2 separate regions of the Homo sapiens genome follow, and region 2 is linked to region 1. Evidence: chromatin contacts called from ENCODE Hi-C or POLR2A ChIA-PET data. All regions are on one chromosome and are shown on one strand. The core of a region is the stretch at or near the end of the contact, and the rest is flanking DNA. Distances in the headings are between cores, read along the strand shown. Region 1 has its middle 74 kb from the start of BCOR. Region 2 has its middle 140 kb from the start of LINC03099.

Region 1 (5,220 bases), core at 791-3,290:
AGGCAAAGGCCATTTGCGTTGTGTTTGAAAAGGAAAAGGCAGCCTCACCTAATGAATTATGGGTGACCCTGGAGAGGCCAAGCAGGGGAGGCCGAGGCCTCCCTAGGCTCTTATTTGCCGCAACTCCTCCCCTTTTTGCCAGAGTCGCCATTTCAAAGGTAATGGGAAGCCTTTTGAAATTAGAAGTCTGACCGATTCTGTCTACAGAAGTGGTATTTGCATCTGTGCACCAGTAAAATGTGGCCCGCCAGCGGCCCAGGGACAAGGCCTGCCATACGCCAGCCCTGCACCAGTGTTAGACCAAAGTACATCCCAGAGGACATGGCTTTTGGCCAACTCCTCCGAGAACTGATTTAAAGAGGTGGCCTTCAGCCATCAAAAAAGGTGTCCTGGAAGAGTAGGCTGGAGGTCCTGGAAACCAGCGCTCTTCCCCAGGGCTGCAGGGAGAGAGTGGGTAATGGTGCCTGAGCCCTGACGGAACTTGCTATTAATCCAGTCTAAATGAGCACCATTAAAAAGGACTCTCCCTCCTATCCACCACCACACACACACAAGCCTTTATGGGACGGTCTAGTGGAGACCTAGACAGTTTGAGGGCATTTGGCCTTCACTTTTCAGTGGCCATACAATAGTGCCCTTTCCACCCTGCCAAGACCACTGGCTCCATGTAAACTTCCAGGAACTTTAACCCGGAACTTTGTACTCCCTACCCATCCAAAGGGAGTGCCAGATCATAGTAACAAACACACGTAGCATTGTACTGGAGGCAGCGTTCTAAGCACCTTATGTATGGAGGCATGTTATCCTCAGAACAACCCTACGAGGTAGATAATAGTATTGGTCTTATTTTACAGATGAGGACTCCGAGGTTTCGAACTGTTAAGCGGTTTGCCCAAAGCCGCACAGCTTGGGATAATAGGGCCTGGATTGACCAGAGGGAGAGATAGGGCCTGGATTGACCAGAGAGAGAAATAGGGCTGTGTTGCCTCTCTAGCGTTTTGTAATGAAAGTGATCTGTTTGGGGGTTGTTTCGAGAGGACTGCCTGGACCCCAACCTTCCAAAGGAAAATATGAAGAGACTAGAAGGCCCAACATTTGGCCTTTATTTTGCAAAAGAAAGTTCTGGAGAGTCGTACAGAGGCATCTTACTGTGGCTCCTCCGCGGCAAGGAAGGGGTCAGGGAAGGCAATGCAAAGGCCCCCCTGGCCCACCTAGCTGCATAGCATCCGGCGGTCACGTCCGCCGGAGGTGACTGGGGACTGGGGACAGCCGATTGCCGAGGAACTCCTTATCGCCCAGTGTCAGTGCTCCCGGGTGCCGGAGCTAAACGTCCGCCTGCGGGGGCGGCTAGTTCACACCAGTCCCCTGGCTCCCGACGCGCCCCCGGGCTTCTCCCGCGGAGCTGGCTAGATGCCCGGCGGCGGCTCCGAAGCTCCGGGCTCCCCGCCGCTTGTCCCGCCAGCCCGAGGCATGGAGCCCCACGGCCCAGGACTGGAGAGCCCAGTTCGTCAGTCCAGGTTGGGACTGCTGGTTCCGGGTTGCTCACGATCACTCTCCCCTCAACACCCGTCCGGCCAGGGCGCGCGCGCAGACACATAAACACACACGGCTTCCAAGCGCGCAGCCCGCCTCCCGGGCCTCCGCTTTTCCTTCCTCCTCCCCGCTCGGGCGCTTCGGAAGCCCGTGGCGGTTGTGTGCTGCGCCAGGGAAGAGTCCGGGTCGGGGAGACCGCGCTGCCCTCTTTCCCCCCAAGGTCTGCGCGCACGCTAGTATCCTTAGGAAGCACAGTCAGGCTTGTGGGTTCCCATCTTCCCGGGAAATGACGGCTGCTGGCGAGGACCTGTTCGCTCCGTGTTTCGCAATGGCCCGGGGATCAGAGGAGAGGACCGGGCGGTGGGGCCTGCGCGTGGATGAGGGTGGCGGTAAATCCCCTCTCCCGCGAAGGTGGCTGAGCCTCCGGCCACCGCTAGTAGTAGTCTACCCTGCTCGTCTTGCATTGGCCGCAGCTTGACTCCCCTGCGTGCCGCGGGTCGGTGTGGGTGTCCCCACTCCCTCAAGCCTTTACTTTCAGCTCGCGAAACCCCATGGATCCGCGGCTGGGCTGGGCAGCGCAGACGCCCAGCTGCCCTCGCCAACCCCAGGCCCAGAGGGGGCCAGGCTGGCCTGGGGGCTGGGCGGCCCGGCTGCACTTGCCGGCGTTGAGAGAGGCTCTGTGAGCCGGAGCCGGCCGCCGAGCCGAGGGAGAGAGCGCATCAGCCCGCGCGCCTTAAGGCAGAACACACGCCTTTCCCGGAACCTTGAAACCCAGGGGAGCCGCTGCCATCTTCGCGTGACGAGCAGCGAGACGCCGGTGATTAAGTGTTTCTTTCCGGCTCCCTCTCCGGGTTGCGGCTCTCCTCCTTTCCACAGGGCTGGAAGAATAAAAACCTGGGGAAAAACCACACACAACTGCGCTCTGGTCTCGCTCGCCATGTCCGCACTGGTTTCTTAGGGTGCGCCCACGCGGGGCACCCCCTGCTCCCCTACTCCACGCCTGGCCGGGGTCGAGGGCTGCGTGCCTCGGTTTCCATCCGCTCTAGCGCAAATCTCGGAGTTTAATGGGGAGGGGGCACACATTGCTGAAGCCACCCGACCCCCATTCTCCTTACGCCCCCCCCCCATGGGGATTAAACCTAAACACATGAATCCCCCACCCATACCCGGGACTAATCCAGCCGCGCCTCCTGGGATTAACTCGGCTCACAGGTCCATAAAACACTTCCGGCGCGGCCAGAGGGTCTGTCTGCAGAAACACTTTAAAATTGTCCTCCCGGGCCTGGAGTCGGAATTGACTGGGTGGAGGGAAGTGAGTAAACAGACAGTTGTAAGAGACAATCCGTGAGGTTTGCAGGCTGTGAAAAGAGCTGCTTAAAATATGGGCTGTCGGGGTTGCCTCCAGCAGGAGGGTGGCCCGGGTCCTAGCAGACAGATCCAAGAAAAGGATGCAATATATTCTAAATGACATTGACCTGGAGGAAGGAGGGTGTAGGCAGGAGCAGGCTGGCTTCACATGGCTTCTGGCTCCAGTTCAGTGAGGAAGACTAGCTTCCAGAAATTTGTGGGGGCGAGTGGCCAGTCTCTTCATGTGTAAAATCAGAACAGTAACACCTACTCTGTCCCCCTCGGATGGGTTTCTGAGGACCAAAATGTGAAGGCACTTTGTAAATGCGGCTCAACCCTTCTGCTTCACTGTGGTTAATGTTCAGTCTCTCTTAGGTAGAAAAACCAGTGACTTGCTGATTAGAAAACAAAGTAGAAATCAGCCCTTTCTCAAATCTACGCAACAATGTTCGAGATAAAGGGAACCCAAAAGCAACCTAATATTTTGAACCTCCTTTTACATCATTTCGAGATAAGTTTCTGAAGTAATGAGAGAATCTTTGGAATGTTCTAAGAAAATCTGTCAAAAACTGGAGGTTAATGGGGAAGAAAGGGAGGCTTTAAATTGGGTCAAATCACATTTTAAGAAGGCTGGGCGCGGTGGCTCACGCTTGTAATCCTAGCACTTTGGGAGGCGAGATGGGTGGATCACGTGAGGTCAGGAGTTCGAGACCAGCCTGGCCAACATGGCGAAACCCCGTCTCTAGTAAAAATACAAAAAATTAGCCGGGCAAGGTGGCGGGCGCCTGTAATCCCAGCTACTGGGGAGGCTGAGGCAGAATTGCTTGAACCCGGTAGGCAGAGGTTGCAGTGAGCCGAGATCGTGCCACTTCACTCCAGCCTGGGCAAAAGAGCGAAACTCCGTCTCAAAAAAAAAAAAACCAAAACCAAAACAAAACCGGAAGAAGAATATAAATTTATAGTAGCTTCCTGGCTATATCCCCTTCTGTTAGTCTGCAGAAGAGATGCCCGTTGGTAGCCATTCCCCCAGCCCCAGGACCGAAGGACGTCTTGACTCAGGCTTGGTCTGCTAGGTGCAAGGTGTTGTTGGCGTCTGGGGTGGGGACAGTGAAGAAAGGCGATCATTTTGCTTTAAATGAACATCAGAAGACCCAGGCCTGCTACTGCGTCTTGAAGGCCTGGAGTTGTTAAAACTCTGTGGGAGGGGGTGCCTCGTGACCTCCTTCCTCGCAGATGGGCTCAGGCAGCGTGACCGGCCCCAGGTGGTGCCCAGGCGCGCTGGGGATGGAGGCCCAGGCTGCGCGTTCACCCTGCCTCGCAGATAGCGAGTAGGGGCCTCCGGCTGGACCGCCCACCGGCCTTACTCTCCCTTCCCTGGCCTTGGGGCCTTGGACCAGGGTTAACCCTGGTCCCGTCTCCACCTCATTGCCCCCCGTGCAGCGCCGTCCCCGCCCTGGCTCCCGGCCCAGATCCCGAGGCCTCCCTCGCCCAGCAGTCTCGGTTCTTCCCCCTCGTGATTCATTTAGCAGCGGTGCAGAAAGCCTGTTTACCTCCGCAGCCCTGGGCGACTCGATCTGCGTAAAAAGCCCCAACGCCAGCTCCGACCAGTAGGGGGGGGATTGTCCTATAGATTATTTCTCCTCCTGGTTTTTGTTTTTGTTTTTTTTTAAACCAGAAGGCTTGGTTGAAGAGGGGGTGGGGTGGCGTGTTGCTGCTGTTTTTTAAAACACCGTATTTGAAAGAGAAACAAAAGCCACACAAAAGCCGTTTAGGAGGTACCAAGACTGTTTTTACATATAAAAAGTGCAGCGAATACCAAGGGGCCCCCAACAGTGATAAACTAAATGGTTGGCCGATTTCGACAATTAACAGTTAATCTGTTATCTGCGATCAGCAAACAAGTTTTGAGGCTCGAAGGACACCGAATTCCTGTTCCAGTCGATAGCGTTGTACTCGAATCTGTTGAGCACATCAGATGCTCCCTGTTTCTCCTAGAGCGAATCCAGCTTTAGCAAACATGGGTTTCCCAGGTTGAAGGACCGACTTGAGCCAGAGAAAATTCTCTTGTGCAGCTGAGGAGCCTCTGTCTGCATCGCCCCTCGAGCCCGAGCTCATCTGTTTGGTTTAGATTTCTCCAAATTGGTTTTCACCCCGATTTCGCGGACCTCCTAATTTTGCACGTAATAGGCCTCCGATAAATGTGTACTGAATGGCAGAAACTAAAGTGAGGCCCTCGGCCTGGAAGACGGCCTGACGCACGGCCTCGCCCTTGGAACCCCACTCGGGTTCCCAGAGCCCCCAGGCCGCTGCAGCCTGCGCGCAGCTTCGCCCTGCGCCGGC
Region 2 (5,220 bases), core at 1,813-4,312, 230 kb before region 1:
ATGGTTTCACATGGCATCATCTGGGGTGGCTCAAAGGCTGGGGGCTGGAATCATCTGAAGGCTCCGAGTTCATGTATCTGGTGGTTGATGCTGGCTGTGAGCTGAGACCTCAGCTAGCTGGCTGTGGCCTTTCCGTGGGGCCTGGGCATGGCGGCTGGGTTCTAAGGGTGATTGTCCCAAGAGGGCCAAGTGGAAGCTGTCTTGCCTTTTATGACCACCTTGGAAGTCACATAGTGTCACTTCTGAGGTAATCACAGACCCACTCAGATAAGGGGAAGGAAGACAGGCCCCACTCCTCAATGAGAGGGATACCAATATCCCACTATAAGAAGAGCATGTGAGATGGAAGGTCTGATCGTGACCATTTTGGAAAATACAGTCTTCCATGGTGTCTTATGGCACCCAGCCCCTAAAAATATGTAGGTAGCAGAAGAAACAAAGCCTGAAATGTACGGAGCCAGGAGCTAATCTGTGGAAAATCTTCCTAGTCAAAATGGAAATTTGCTTCTGTCAGGAATAGACTCAATAATGCAGTGTATGCAATTAATAACACACCATATATTTTTATTTCTTTTCTGATGGGACTTGCACAAAAAAGGATTTATCAAAATTCATGTGTTTCATAGGGCACGAAACTGTAACAGTCCTACAAACACAAGTGGCATCTGTTTGAAAAGTGGCAAGTTTTATCCATCCAGTGTTTCAGATCGCATTTTAGCATATCTGACGCATCTTGTCCTGACAGAGTCCAGTGAATCCAGAAGGAAAAAGGGAATGCAAAATTGCTAATGTTGCTGCAAAACAGCCTGAAGAAACAAGTGCTCTAGTGTCAAAACTACACAGGCTTATCAACACATCAATGCATGTAGCATAAGAGTAATTTTTATTTTATTATTCAATTATGCAGCACTGCAGCACAATATATGCACCTTAATTTCATGCTAATTTCACACACACACACACACACACACACACACACATAAGAATTACTCATCATACCAAAATTCAAATAGGATAGGAAGGTAGAAGTATCTCAGTAGTAGTCAAAAATGTAAAGTAGAAGGAGACCCACAGTTACTTCAAAATGTCACTCTCTTAATACATCACAATGGAAGCTAATTACCAATGACAACTAGTGAATCTGAAAGAAACTTTACAACACTATCAATAATTTTATAAAAAGGAGATCAAGCACACTGGAGGAAAGACTGATCTTTCTATTGTCTCTATAGAAAACAATGTTTTAAAATTGTTATCACATGAAAAGGCGATCAAAGCGGCACAGCCCACCAGAGTAGAAAAAGGAATCACAAAAGTGTTTCAGACAATTAATTAGTAAAAACACTAGATATTTTTCTGGATTTTGTGAAGTTTGAAGTCTTTGTGAGCTTTTAAATTTCATAATTGTCATTTCTTTTCTCATTTAAACGTTCACCTTCATAGCAGGTTTTGTATTTGTAATTTTGTATTCATTTTTAAAAAGAGAGTCCCCCAAAATGTTTAGTCTTCAGATGCTGTTGTAACCATAATAAGTTCATTGCCCGATGCACACAGCAAGTCAGTGCTCTGAAACACCGGGTTGCAACAGCGAAAGAGGCTTAATTGTAGGGTTGCTGAATGAGGAGATGGAAGGGAAGCTCAAATCCATCTCCCTGTGGAATTGGGGGTTAGAATTCTTAAGGGTTTTGGAGTGGGCCAAAGTGTGGAGACGGTTGATTGGTGGAAGAGTGCAGAGTGAAGTCATGGGACCAGAAGGTGAAGAAACTCTGTTCTCGTGCTGATCTTGTTCCTCTGTGGGGGTCTTCAAACTGGTTGCGGGAATTCAAGGTCTGAAAACCATCGTAAGTCATCCTTAAACAAAAACCTTATGATTCTAATGTCAGAGATCCTGTCTGTAGGAATGATGGGAATGCAAATCAACTCTTAAACAGTCAGAAATCCTATCTACAGGACAAATGGTCAGTATCTAGTGCTGCAGGACTTTTAGCAACAAGGAAGTGGGCCAGAGTGCAGTCTAACTGATGCTTAATGATAACTATATTTCTGTCCAGAACCCGGCATGCAATTTTTGTCAACCTTGTGAGGACAGTTTCACCACTATTAGCCACAATCGGCTCCTGTGGTCTATTATAAATATATCCTGATCATAATAGATACCAGGCATATAGCAGTTTATAGGTGTGAGAAGACAGATCAGTGCCAATCACTTCAAACTAGTATCCTCTCCTTCATCTTCTTCTTTTTTCAGGGTCAAAGCACAGAACGGAGTTGTAAAAGCCTGTATTAGACTATGAGGGCTGCTGCAACGAGGTACCACACACTGGGAAGCTTAAACAACAGAAATTTATCTTCTCACAGTTCTTATGGCTGGAAATCCTAGATTGAGGTGTCACAGGGTTGGTTCCTTCTGAGGCCTCTGACCTTGGCCTGCATGTGGCCTTCTTATCATTGTGTCTTCACATGGTCTTTCCTTTGTGTACGTCTGTGTCCTCATCTCCTCTTTCTTTTGTTTTTGTTTTCGCTTTAGTTTTTGTTTTGTTTTTTAAGACTGCAGTCTCCAACTCCCTGCCTCAGCCTTCCGAGTAGCTGGGACTCTAGAAGCACACGATCATGCCCGGCTAATTTTTAAATTTTTTGTAGAGACAAGATCTTGCTATGTTGCCCAGACTGGTCTTGAACTCCTGGCCTCAAGCAATCCTGCAGCCTCAGCCTCCGAAAGTGGTGGGATTACAGGCGTGAGCCACCGTGCCTGGCCTCCTATTCTTATAAGGACACCAGACATAGTGGATCAGGGTCCAGTATAAAGACCTCATTTTAATTTAATCACATCTTTAAGGGTCCTGTCTCCAAATACAGTCACATTCTGAGATCCCAGGGCATAGGACTTGAACATCTGAATTGTGGTGGGGGACATGATTTAGCCAATAACAGGGCCCAAACCATAGATCTTCAGAAGGCAGAAGACAGCCCCAGCTTGCCCTGAACAATCTGCTCAGTTAGCGCTTCCAAGCTGCGTTCAGTTCTGAGTCATCAGGCAGTGTCATCAAAGGCCCCAAGCCTCCTTCAGATCAGCCAGTAATGCTAAGCAGTCCTGGCAAGGGGAACCCGAATCATGGCAGGAGAATTACAACCTTCAGCGGGAGAGGGAAAAGCCCTCAGCTCCTTAGCGCTGGCAGCAGAAACCCTTTTGGCTCTATTTTAAGAAACCTTCAAGCACGTGGGGCTTCCTCCCCAGAGAGGACACCCTGGCCTTGCATGGAGGCGTTTCTTGGCTCAGGGCAGGCTCAGGGTACCACCTCCGGTGCCACCTAAGCTATAGCCCCTCAAGCTCTGAGCCGCACTTCATCTGCATGGTCTCAACACCCGCCAGCCCTGCTCTGATTAAAGCGTTGCCAGCATTTCCACTCTACGATTTTGTTAATGTTTAACATCCACTGAGGTGGCCTCTATCCATGCTGAGCTGCCTGCCTGGGTGGTCCAAGTTATCTCCACCAGGACCAATTAGTTTGCTACCTTAGAGGTCTGGATATGATCTGGATCATTACTGGTCACCATTGGTGGTTGCAAGCAGGGGAAGTAGGGGGAGAGGGAGAGAGGAGGGAGCTCTTGGCCCTGGGTAAAGCTTGAGCAGCATCCTGGTCGCCCATAGAAAGCTGAGACGTATCAGCCAGCATTGTGACTCAGCTGTCATTTTGAGGAGTGAGTAGTATGTGCGCCCATCTCTGTGCTAGGAACTTGACATATGACCCCAATCTTCACAGCATCGTTGAGAGGTGAATATTATTATCCTCATTTTATACATAAAGCAAATGGAGCTCAGGGATGTTAAGTGACTTATCTAAGGTCACAGGGCTTGTTATGGCAGAGCCAGGATTCAAACTCCAGGCTTTACAGTAACAAAACCGACTTCAAGTGTTTTTTGTTTGTTTGTTTGTTTTTTGAGACGGAGTTTCACTCTTCTCGCCCAGGCTGGAGTGCATTGGTGTGACCTCGGCTCACTGCAACCTCTGCCTCACGGGTGCAGGCGATTCTCCTGCCTCAGCCTCCTGAGTAGCTGGGACTACAGGCGCCTGCCGCCACGCCCGGCTAATTTTGTATTTTTAGTAGAGATGGGGTTTTGCCATGTTGGCCAGGCCGGTTTCAAACTCCTGACCTCAGGTGATCCGCCCGCCTTGGCCTCCCAAAGTGCTAGGATTACAGGCATGAGCCACCACGCCCGGCCTCAGGTGTTTTTTCCATTAGCTCATGCAGCTTCTCACCAGTCCACTCCCACACAATGTCATCCGGAAAGGAATTGAGAAACTATTGAGTCTAATTCCTTTATTTTGCAGAAGAACATTATGGCACACACTGGAATGGCCACCCCTAAACCATTCACAGTCCTCTTTTCCTTTGTCTTCTACCATAGAAACTGGAAAGTTAAAATGCTCCTCTTCCTAGACTCCCATGCAGCTGGGCAGAGGACACATGTGTCTCAGTTCTGGTCAATGATCTATAAACGAAACTCACAAGTTTGGGGCTTCCAGGTAAAAGAGAACATTTCTCTTTTAAAATACCCTTTGTCCGCAGGGTGCCGTGGCTCACGCCTGTAATCCCAGCACTTTGAGAGGTCGAGGTGGGTGGATCACCTGAGGTCAGGAGTTCAAGACCAGCCTGGCCAACATGGCAAAACCCCATCTCTACTAAAAATACAAAAATTAGCCGGGCGTAGTGGCATATGCCTGTAGTGCCAGCTACTCAGGAGGCTGAGACAGTAGAACTGCTTGAACCTGGGAGGCGGAGGTTGCAGTGAGTTGAGATCATGCCACTGCACTGCAGCCTGAGTGACAGAGTGAGACTCTGTCTCAAAAAACAAACAAGCAAATAAACACCACCCTTTGTCTTCTGCACTCCTCTGTCTTCCTTCCTGAAATGCAGTTGCAATGCCTAGAAGTGCAGCAGCTTTCTTGCAGCCATGAGGATAAAAGCCCCATGTTGAGGATGGAAGATCAAGGAAATAGAAGGAGTCTGGGTCTTTAATGACAAGGCTAAATTGACACCAACCTGAATTTCTTGTTGGTTAGGTTTTCTGTTACTTGTGGCCAAATTTGATCTTAACTTATATGAGCATCCAGATAGCTTTCCCTGGGCCTGTGCTTTTACTGCAAGGCTTAGAATCCCAAAGACTAAAGAAGCCTTGAAAGAGCATCCTAGATGTCAAAGACATCATCCCAGGGTTGT

The links. Hi-C counts contacts between places; a loop is a spot of excess contacts on that map. ChIA-PET counts read pairs that join two places held with the same protein, here RNA polymerase II (POLR2A). Pooled maps may share reads with other maps.
Region 2: a loop to region 1 is called in a pooled map, with 4 times the contacts of the local background. The contact joins two enhancer-like sites. A Hi-C loop is called at or near these places in 4 of 37 single-sample maps with no recorded cell type and 3 of 50 pooled maps. POLR2A ChIA-PET finds 5 or more read pairs at or near these places in 2 of 52 experiments (Caco-2 and K562).

Annotation. Positions count from the first base shown.
Region 1 is chrX:40,168,936-40,174,155 of GRCh38, reverse strand. It overlaps a transcript of BCOR not described here. Among named protein-coding and RNA genes, the nearest start is that of BCOR, 74 kb to the right of the region's middle. RefSeq lists silencers at 1,987-2,066, 2,087-2,146 and enhancers at 3,872-4,071, 3,654-4,344, 4,345-5,035. Within about 2 kb of position 2,040, at least 31 of the 41 ENCODE cell types and tissues checked have a DNase peak (open chromatin) inside an H3K27ac peak, as active enhancers do.
Region 2 is chrX:40,401,178-40,406,397 of GRCh38, reverse strand. No RefSeq gene overlaps it. Among named protein-coding and RNA genes, the nearest start is that of LINC03099, 140 kb to the right of the region's middle. RefSeq lists an enhancer at 1-4. Within about 2 kb of position 3,062, at least 2 of the 41 ENCODE cell types and tissues checked have a DNase peak (open chromatin) inside an H3K27ac peak, as active enhancers do.